Linked DNA regions of Homo sapiens: region 2 is linked to region 1. The links are chromatin loops, found by intact Hi-C in ENCODE. Cell type or tissue: Caco-2. All regions are shown on one strand. Each heading gives the region's core, and the rest is flanking DNA. Links, peaks and the distances in the headings are about the cores only.

Region 1 (5,386 bases), core at 315-5,314:
GGAAGACTCCTGGTGACCGTTTGCCCCTGCGGTCTATGTTTGCTTGCTGTGCCATTACAGATCTGTTATCAGCCATGCTGTAGGAAGAATCCCAGTAGAATTCTGGGACCTTGACTTCTGAGGGATTATGGTTATATGGCTCCATGGGAAAAGGCTTCATTTTTTTTTCTAGAGGCTGCTGCTGCATTACAGGAGGTTGCAATGACGGCTCAAACAGTTTTATGGGGTCTTGGGTCTGAAGGTAGTAGGGCTGTTTCACAGGCATAATTTTCCCTAATGGGCCTTGAACCTGAGGGGGATTCCACAGCTGTTTGGAGGCATCTGCCTGTTGATACTAAAAAAGAGACGCCTGTCATAAAGGTGAGGATAAAATGCAATATTACTTATAATGAATGCTAAAGAATCACAGAATGAACTTGGGGTGTTTTCCAACCAACAAAACTCTAGGCAAGGCAGCAGTTTCCTTTACCTTTTGGGCTATTCAATACTCAGAGCTTTTTGGAAACAGATTATGGGCACCACACTCATATTTTCTTTTAATTCAACTATTTAAGAGGTTTAATGAATGAATGAATATATTTGCATAAGAGTGTTTGTTTCCCCTTTCTGCTTCAAGTGCTGTGCTTCCAACGACAACATTTAAGATTGGTGTCACATCTGTCTTAGCACCTCATCAAGACTGTGATTCTATTTCCCTAGTAGTTTATGTTCCTATAGGAGAATTATTTGCAGAAAATCCATTTTCAATAAAATGGACACTTAGTAGCAGCCAAGAATGGTACTTAAGATCTAGTATTTTATCCTTTACAAGAGTAAGGAAAACATTTGAACTTTCATAAACAGTAGAGACAATACTTTTGTTTTCCCATAATCACTATAAATCTAAGCAAGAAGTATGTCAAAGTTTAATGAGCATTTCTAACATTGAATCTTTCAGCATTTCCCCTTATTTCATTCAGCTGGATAGTACACACAACTGTAACTTACCTGCTGGAATCCAGAGTGGTGAGGCGGGCTTTTCCCCAAAGCCGGCACAGCTTTTGTAGGGGATTGTTGTTGCTGAGTTAGAGCTTGAACCTGCAGCTGGCTTGTAGACTGTGCTGTTGGCTGAGCTGGTAAAGATGTAAGGGGTTGCTGGGAAGGTGGCTGTGATTGTTGAGGTCCCTGGTTCATTGGCCCTGGTCCAGAGGGCCGTTGCTGGCTGTAAGGAATGTGGGACTGTTTCCCAGCTTGCACCTGGTTTCCTGCTGGAGAGTGAGCTGTAGGCTGAAGAAAGGTTCCTGGGACAGAAACACCAGCTGGGAAGGTGTAACCTGAGCCCATAGAAAATGCCACAGGCGGGGGGATAACATATGTTGGGGGCGGAAACCCTTCAAAACAGAAGAACACAGCTTTAGTTTTAAGGAAACAGCAAAAAATTGCAAAAAAAGTCATTTTTTTTTTAACAGGTAGGTAGAGGGAGTCTTCTAACACATCACAAAAGAGATTAGTCATGTTGTCAATCTTTAACTTGATTTGAAGAACTAAAAATAGACTTGATATTTTTCCTCTATCCACTGAAGTAATCAGTGTTCTGTGAGTAGCTTCTGTATTTAGTGATAGGATTTCCTTCATAATAACAAACATGCACTTGTATGTACACTACACACAAACAGTTCAAAAATAATTTTATAAGTATTAGGGAAAATAGAACTTTTTATGGCTTAGTAACATTACTCCAACAGAAAACACATTTCTCAGTGACTGAATAGAAATTCTTGCACAGAAAAGATTAAGTAGAAGAAATTACAAAACATATTTACCTGGCCTGCTGGGAAGAGGAGGGAAGGCTCCAGGGTGATGAATGGGGATGAACTGGGAGTTACTTGCTTGAGTTGGGGTTTGAGTTACAGGTGTTTTTCTGGCTTCAGACACTGGAGTCTTTCTTAGTTCTGTCTGGGATTTTACCTGTAACCAATAGAAGCAAAACTATCTATAATAAATTGAAACTCAAATGTGCTAGAAAGAAGACCCTACTCCTAAGAAAGTATTTAAAACCTCATTAGATCAAAAAGTACATGCTGAAGATATTTAAATTCACCTAAGTTAAAAATGGAAAATCAAAGCAAATTATTTAATAGCCAATAAAAGATAATTTTACTATCTTAGTTTTACTAATTATTTTGCTTTCCCATGATCACAAAAATCCAAAAATGTAAAGGACCTTAGAGCCCATTTGTTTTACAAATGAGATGCCTGATGCTAACAAGTTGAAAAAAACTTGTCTATGACTTTAAGTTGCTTGTTCTGGGGCCCAGGGTTCTCTATACTCTAATTCATTAAACGACATACATGAATTATGAACTAATAATGACTATTAACCCATAGGTGAGTTATTTTGGCCCTCAGTTTGATTTCATCTGGGTAGCCATATGTGCAGTCAGGCATCCACCTTCCACCCTGCAACTTTACCACCCTTCAGAATAAATAAGGATACTTTCAGCAGTAAGGAACAGGCCCTGAGATCCTATAGATGGAGCCAGAGAGTAGATGTCATATGCACTGCTCAAAGTTGAGCAAAATGAGGGAACATGAGTAGCATTTATAGAAAACCCAGGACGAGGTACAGAGTGTGGTGATATGTTTACTCTTTCTTTCTTTAATCATTTATAGGTGATTTGAGATGGATGAGAAACCAAAAAAGGAGATTGTATTTTCAGTCTGGACCTTATTGTGAGCAGTTACAGAGAATGGAGGAAAGGTAAACAGAAAATGCTGGACTCATTATCTCTAAAACTCGGATCCTTTGGCTTTCTAGTTCATTTTTTTTTTTCTTGCCTTTCCCTAGCATCTCTCTCTCTCCCCTATGTCTTAATTTCTACCTTGTCTTTCTGTTTCTCTCCTTGCTATAATGTTAAAATGGAACTATTATTTTCTTATTTCTCTTTCTCAAAAAAATTAGAGAAATACTTCAAAGGTACTATTTATTTGTAAGCAGCCTTCAACAATGTAAAGTTTCTCATGCAAACACATACATTTGCTAAAATGTGTTAACAACTCACATGGCTGCTTAAGTATTTATTCAAACATTAATAGTATTAATAAAACCATCACAGAATAAAGGCCCTTTTCTGTTTACATGAAACCATCTTTTCTATTTGGGAAAATATATTAATAAAAAGAAAGTCACAAATAACTGAGCAGTGCTTATCTTTTCCCAGCAAGAAACCTGGGTTCTTCCTTTATAAATTCCCAGGATCCAGGATAAGATTAAAGTGATATTAATACCAATAGCCGGGACAAGTATAATTGTCAATAAAAAAGTCTCATATTTTTCCAAGAAAAAAAATACACACACACACACACACACACACACACACACACACACACACATATATATATATTATAGTGAATCTAAAAAAAAAAACTGCATAAGCCTTAATATACTCTTGGTTCTACTGGATCTACAGAAGACCCCAAATCTCCACTATAGCATTGACAAATGGTAGTTATATCTTCTAAATAAAATATAATCCTGTGTGAAACTGACAACTCTGCAACTAATCCTTTCAAACTGCTTAAATTGGTGAAGACTGACGAAAGTGTCAAATCAGGCTGAGATTTTTTTTTCACTCACAATTCCCAAGAATTGAAAAAGTAACCATCTATCACAGCTCTTTATATAACCTTACTATGCAATTAAATAATGCATTTAAACTTCCAGGACGGCCAATTCTCATGGCTTTAGAACAAAATGAAAAATCTTGCCTTTTGTGTGAGCCTTCCTCTACCTGCTTTATAGTTCAAATACAGCTTACCTGCACTGCCACATTCTGCTTTCCTGTTTCCTGTAACTTTTCTAAGGTGCATTTCTTGGTTTCAGTTTTCCTCTTGTTGTTGTCCTTCTTTCCATCATTCTTAGTTACAGTTATTCCTTTGCTATAGTCCCTTCTCACCTCTTTGGGAGGAAAACTTCTTCCTTGGTCTCTGTTCACTTCTCGTGTCTTAATGTTTTCTTTGAAGGTAACCACTGGCTTCTCTCCTGTGTCACAGTTGTTGCTTAAATTTCGGCTTGTAGATAGCACTGATTTTAGCCCTGGGCTCCCATCTGCAGCCAGCGACTCTATCACAGATGTTTCTTGCAGAATGAGGTTCTCTTTGGCTTCACTGGGGTCTTCCAGTATTAATTCTGGGATTTCTGTGATAAACAACAATTTCCCTACCTCATTTTCACACTGAATCAGCCTAAAAAAGCAAAAATAAATCCATATATAAAAAACATTAACTTAAAAAATAACAACTGAATTGTGTGTGGATCCAAGTCAATATATTCCTAGCACTAATAACCATGAAAACAGCAGGATATAACAATGTGGATTCAGGTAACACAAAAAGTAGTTATGTAGAAACTGAGGTTCTCATTATCACACTTAACATCGTCACAACCTATCCCTCTGGCTCTTTCAACGTTTGCTAGAATTTACATTTTCTGAGCATGCTTCAAGTGCAAGACACTGGTCTAGGGCCCTTGATATGTCCTATAAGGTAGCTATATATAATTCCTATTCTATAGATGTGAAAATTGAAGCTTGGAGGTGGTAAGTTCATTCAAACATGGAAGCATTTAACTACCTACTGTATGACAGAAACCTGAATACAAAAATGAGGAAGTAGTTAGTGACTTTGGAAAGGTTATAATCTACTGGGGAGATCCCAAGGACACCCACTTGAGAAGCTGCGGAACTCGAAACGGAACTCAAACCAATGGAATTACAAAACCTGCGTTCTTTTCCCTACACTAACGACCACATCTGCTTTGTACTTAACTGGCTACTAGCACGATCTTGGTCTGTCCTGCCTGAAACTGACTACCATGCCCAGGCCAATACAAATTACCATGACTGTGAAAGTACAGTTCAGTTAGATTTACAGAGATATTTATAAATTAGAGCAGAAACTCACGATAAACAAGAAAGACCTCTGTAATACACAATAGGGAGAACAGAGATTCTAAATAAAGAGTATACTTACTCACTAGGGTTATAATTAGATGTTGTGCTACCAACATGTCGATTTAAGAGTTCATGATTGACAATATTTATACCAAAGCCTAAAATACGTAACATATGAGATGTGTGTGTGTGCGCGCGCGTGTGCGCGCATGTGTTTATCTAAAAAGGTGGTTAAAAAGGGGTAGACCAGAAGTTCCAGACTTACCTTGGCTGATTATCAGCAATCCATTTGCCTATAGAGATCAAGCGTTGCTGTCGTATTCGTCGTTGCTGGCCTTCTTTGTCCCCTGTAATACCCTGGTGACCTTTGGAAAAATCCAAGTTCCTAAAATTGACACAAGCAAGTTATGAGAATATTAAATTGCTAAAGATATTTTCCAGGCAACCAAGTTCAC
Region 2 (5,386 bases), core at 232-5,231, 170 kb after region 1:
GCGTTGCCCTAACCATCCTCTGTGCTCTGCCTGCCCATCCTTCCCTCCCCTCAACTTCTGGCAACCACTGATCTTTTTACAGTGTCCACAGTTTTGCCTTTTTCAAAATGTCCTATCATTGGAATCATGCTGTATATAGCCTTTTTCACATCAGCTTCTTTCACTTAGTAATCAACTTCTTCTGGGATGAAGAGTTTTATCAGGTGCGTCTAATGCCCCAGGTGGCTGGAAGTATCAATCAAAATCAGTCTGTCCGCATATACCACTCCTGCCCCTGGCCTTTTTTTTCTCCTGTGGAGGTGTGGGGGAATCCATTCTGAAATATTTGTCCAGGTCATTTGTTTGCTTTTCCTAAGTAAAAACATGCGGCGCACCGTGGTCAGGCACCATGCATTTACTCACTCACTCATTGGTTCAACATGTATATACCACAACCTCCCCAGCATCCTCAACCCTCCCTGAGGCTCTGGGGCTATAGTGGGAAAGCACACCGGACAGGGCAGGAGCTGTCCAATCTGCCCGCCAGTCAAGGGACAGAAGTTCAGGCAGAAGCTTGGCTTTTTACAGCGTCAGTGTTACTGGGAGCCCACCAGCATCCCCTTGTTCTAATTGTCCTGCCAATACTTGAGATACAAGAGGCATGCATATTTTTCTGGGGATTTTATTTCATTCCCCCAGAATCAATGGATCCCCACCAGTACTCTCCTCAACGCTGCCTCTTCCTCTTCCTCATTCCTTGTGCCCGAGCACACCTGATATGGAGAGCACTCCTAGGCTGGCTGGGCTCCAGGGCATTCACAGAGGTTTTTCAGTTTCCTTCTATGGTGAAGTGGAGAAGTGGAGAAGTGGGACAGGAGTTCACAATTATTGAGTTTCTGCTGTCTGTCAGACACTCTGCCTGATGATTTCACAACTTCATTTCATTTAACCCTTATTCTCAGCATACCAGTAAGATAGATAACACCATCCCCACATGAATGAAGCAGAAATGGAAACTCAGTAAAGGGCAGACATTTAGCACATCACAGAACTGTACCTGGAACTAGGTCTGTCTGGTACCAGAACTCAAATTCTTGCCACTGCAGCCTGTGTGTGTGTGTGTGTGTGTGTGTGTGTGTGTGTGTGTGTGTGTGTGTGTGTATGTGTTGATAGTAGTGGTAGGAAGTACTAGGAGTGGATAAACAGAGCAGTAGAAATCATCCCAGGCTCTTTTTCTCCCCCTTGGGTCCTGGACAGAGGAGCCCTTTGCCACCCTTCTGCTTCTGATCAGGTTGCAGCCGTGTGTTGGGAATGCAGGAGGCGTTAAGGAAAAGAGGCCCTTTTTCCTCTCCTTGGAGGGTCCTCTGTTCTCTTTAGCATGACCTAGCGGGCTCCAGAGCCAGATTTCCTGAATGCTAATCCCAGCTCTTCTGTTTGCTCGTGGTGTTTCCTTGGGCAATTTATTTAAACTGACTGTGCTTCAGTTTCCTATTTTGCAATGGGGATAATAAGAAGAGTGCCATTCTCATTCCTAGAATAGATGAATTTATTAAGACGGAAAGTAGCATGGTGGTTGCCGGGGACCAGGAGGAGGTTAGTGTTTAATGAGGAGTTAAAGGAATGGGGAGTTCGTGTTTAATGGGTACAGAGTTTCAGTTTGAGAAGATGAAAAAGTGCTGAAAATGGATGACAGCGACGGCTGCTCAACAGTGGCAATATACTTAATGCCACCGAACTGTTTGCTTAAAGACAGTTAAAGTGCTGAGTTTTATTGCTATGAATATTTACCACAATTGAAAAAAAGAATAGGCTGGGTGCGGTAGCTCATGACCATAATCCCAGCACTTTGGGAGGCCGAGGCAGGTGGATCATGAGGTCAGGAGATCGAGACCATCCTGGCTAACATGGTGAAACCCTGTCTCTACTAAAAATACAAAAAGATTAGCTGGGCATGGTGGTGCATGCCTGTAGTCCCAGCTACTTGGGAGGCTGAGGCAGGAGAATCGCTTGAACCCAGGAGGTGGAGGCTGCAGTGAGCCGAGATCACGCCACTGCACTCCAGCCTGGCAACAGAGCAAGATGCCGTCAAAAATAAATAAATAAATAATAAAAAAAAAAAAAGAAAAGAAAAGAAAAAAAAAAAGAATACCTTCCTCAAAGGATTTGGGGAGGCGAGAATGAGATTATGCATTTTAAGCACTTAAGACTGAACCTGGCCCATGTTAAATGCTCCATAAATGTGAGCTCTTCTATGCTCCAACTTTCATCTCTTCCAGAGAAGTCCTGGAAACCAGGGGCAGAGCTGCGTAGTGCACACCTGCTGCTGGCTCAGAGTTGCCGTGAGAAGGGGTCTCACAGCCAGGACCTGGAAGTGTTCCCCATGCCCGTGATTAGGCAGCTGTCAGGACAGGGAGTGGTGACTGTGCATTTTAATAGAAGAGCTCTCCCTGCCCATGTTGAGCAGCAAGGTTATAAATGGAACACTGCTTGCTAAATTGCCCCATTTTGCACAGACTCACTTCATGAGTTGCCGGCTCTGATGTGTGGCTGAATTTGATGATTAAGCAAGAACAAAAGAACTATGAATCTACTGGGGAATACATCCAATTAAGTGGTATCAACGCAGGATGACTGAGAAGAGAATGGTGTGTTAATGTTTTCACCGGCCTTGCCAACAAATATTTATGGAGTGTCAATAGGGAGGCAAGAAGGTGCTTAGAAGGTGCTGAAGCAAAGTGCTTAGAGTTGAGATCAGGAATGGCTAGTGGCATGTTATGGGACAGAGGAGGGAAGACAGACACACACGGTCAATCTGGAGACAGAATTAGCACCCTTGTAAGCGGTTGAGCTCCTTCAGATCTTCAGACTTCTTTATGTAATTCTCCCCAAACACCCCAATTCTGTTCAGATCAATGGCATTTATTGTGTGGTGTGTAGAGGCCTCAGGAGCTCAAAAGAGATGAGACAGCGCAGCCCAGGGGCAGGGAGTGGTCAAGAGAAAAGACTTCTCTGTCCTTATTCCGGCCTCCAGGAACCCTCTGTAGTCCACTGCAGCCATGATGTTGCCCTTAATTCTGAACCCAGAGGACCCTGTCACTCTGCAGGGACTTGCTCTGCAAAGCCCTCCGAGCTAATGGCTCTAAGACTTGCTGTCTGTTCTAGTGCTTCTCAAGCTCTCTGTGGTGAAAGACCAGGTTTTTATTTTGATTTCTTTTCAGTTTCCAATCCACTGTGGGATCAATACTTTTATATAATAAATATTAATTCCTAAATTTGTTTAGTAAATAAATTAGAAATTGAAATAAGAAACAAAGAGATACAAAACACAAGACCACGTTTAATTATCACATTCAGCAGACATACATAGACCTACCAAAATCACTACAGAAGTTTCTAGATGCTTGCTCTCCATTTCTTTGCTTATTGAGTTGCAGACTAGTAACAGAATAGCTTGTGCCATGCTGGGGGACCTCATTCTGAATAGCTTTGCTCTAGACCTCTGGTATCTAAAATGGTGTGCTGAGACAATCCACTGGGCACAGGAAGAAAATATTGGCACTTCTATTTATATTTTTATTGCATCTTCATTTAATTTTTATCTTTGTGTATATTTTCAATGTACACAGCACAATAGTAAAATAAGACACATATATAATTTATAGATTAGTAAATTATATATGACAAGTTGTGCCCCAAATCTTTTTACTGAAACAGTTATGTGGTCAACAATGTGTTGAAATCTGTTGCCCTCGACTACTCATGTAAAAGTTACTGCTACGCCTCTTTGGAATATCTCTCATCTTGCACTGGGCTTCTATTATTTAAGATTTCAAATAGTTATGTCTGACCTAAATTATAATAAAACTATAAGTTATTTGCAGAACTGTGTCTTATTTATGCTTATTTATTTATTTATTTATTTACTTGAGACAGAGTTTTGCGCTTGTTGCCCAGGCTGGAGTACAATGGCACGATCTCGGCTCACTGCAAACTTCACCTCCTGGGTTCAAGCGATTCTCCTGCCTCAGCCTCCCAAGTAGCTGGGACTACAGGCACATGCCACCATGCCTGACTACTTTTGTATTTTTAGTAGAGATGGGTTTTCTCCATGTTGGTCAGGCTGGTCTCAAACTTCCGACCTCAGGTGATCTGCCCGCCTCAGCCTCCCAAAGTGCTGGGGTTACAGGCCTGAGCCACCACTCCCGGCCCTTATTTATTTACTAAGCTGAGAAAAGTGTGGATGTGATCCAGGCACCATGCTAGGATGTGGAAATATGAAAATGGCTAGGAATTAATCTCCATTCCTTAGGGTGGACATATCTAAGTCAGGGACGGAGATTTTCAAATTGATCATTGCTTTAAGTGTAACATGTGAAATCAAGTAAGCATGTATAAGTAACAAACTGGGAGCATAAAGAGTGGTTCACTCCACTGGGGGTGGTGCTTAGATAAAGATACCCCCAGTGAAGCTGATGTCTGAGAAGATGTTGACAGATAAGCCGGTTTTGCTTGGTTGACAGGAGGAGGTAAGATATTTTGAGTAATAGCATGCAAAAAGGCATAGAGGTCTTCACACTCATTGCTGGCTCTCATTCCCTCCTGCAATTGTCATCTGTGTTCCAGATTGCTCATCTTAGCATAAGATCCATCTATGCTTCTTAAATGTCCCTCAGTCCACTCACTCAATGTATCAATGGCACCACCATCTATCCCTGCACCCACATCAGACTCCTCCCCATCTCACTCCCACACCCATTCTATTAATATCTATTCCATTTTACCTTCTTACCATGTCTCAAAGACATTTCCTGCAATACCAACAATGATAACACTTTTTATAAATCTACTATTTCTGACCATTTTATGCTGGCAAGGTCAAGGACTGAGACTTAATCATCTTGGAATCAACAGTGGCTAGCAGAGTGCTTAGCTTACTACATAATACTAATACTAATTAATGATGATGATGATAGTTAATGCTTACATGGTGCTTAATTTGTGCCAATATTCTAAGCACTTCACATGTGATAGCTCAATTCTAAAAATGACCCTATGAAGTAGATACTATTATTATCCCTTTTTACAGGGGAAGAAAATGAGGCACAGAGGTGAAGTGATTTGCCCAAGGTGTATAGCTTGTAACAGCCCAAAGTTGAGTGAGTGAATTAATACATAAATAGCAGAATAAATGAATGAGGTCAGAAAGACGGGATGGGTCATACAATGATAATTTCTGCCATGCATGTAGTTAGTAGATTGGGAGCCATTTCTTGGGTTTCTTTCTAAGGAGGTACTAATTGCTATTTTGGCAGTTGTAGTTTACCCCAGGGTGTAGTGGTATACCAGAGAGAATGGAATCTGATATACATGATCCAAAGAAATAAGAGGATAAAACATTTTTGATGGA

Evidence for each region. A loop is a pair of places that touch in the nucleus more often than their neighbours do. Peaks named below come from ENCODE experiments on the same cell type or tissue, not always from the same donor. Only the 100,000 strongest peaks of a DNase experiment are listed, where the experiment ranks them.
Region 2: a loop joins it to region 1, with 17 times the contacts of the local background. A loop is called at or near these places in 2 of 110 quality-filtered maps.

What each region holds. Positions count from the first base shown.
Region 1 is chr1:183,540,914-183,546,299 of GRCh38, reverse strand. It overlaps SMG7 (SMG7 nonsense mediated mRNA decay factor), which reads right to left. Exons shown (of 23, transcript NM_001375584.1): 13 at 5,197-5,316; 14 at 3,798-4,224; 15 at 1,803-1,947; 16 at 988-1,370; 17 at 1-334. Among named protein-coding and RNA genes, the nearest start is that of NCF2, 47 kb to the left of the region's middle. RefSeq lists a silencer at 2,389-2,438. In Caco-2, for the core only: a CTCF peak has its summit at 2,496; a DNase peak (open chromatin) is centred at 2,509.
Region 2 is chr1:183,365,978-183,371,363 of GRCh38, reverse strand. All of the region lies in intron 1 of NMNAT2 (nicotinamide nucleotide adenylyltransferase 2), which reads left to right. Among named protein-coding and RNA genes, the nearest start is that of NMNAT2, 50 kb to the left of the region's middle. In Caco-2, for the core only: no CTCF peak of the experiment used is centred there; a DNase peak (open chromatin) is centred at 2,983.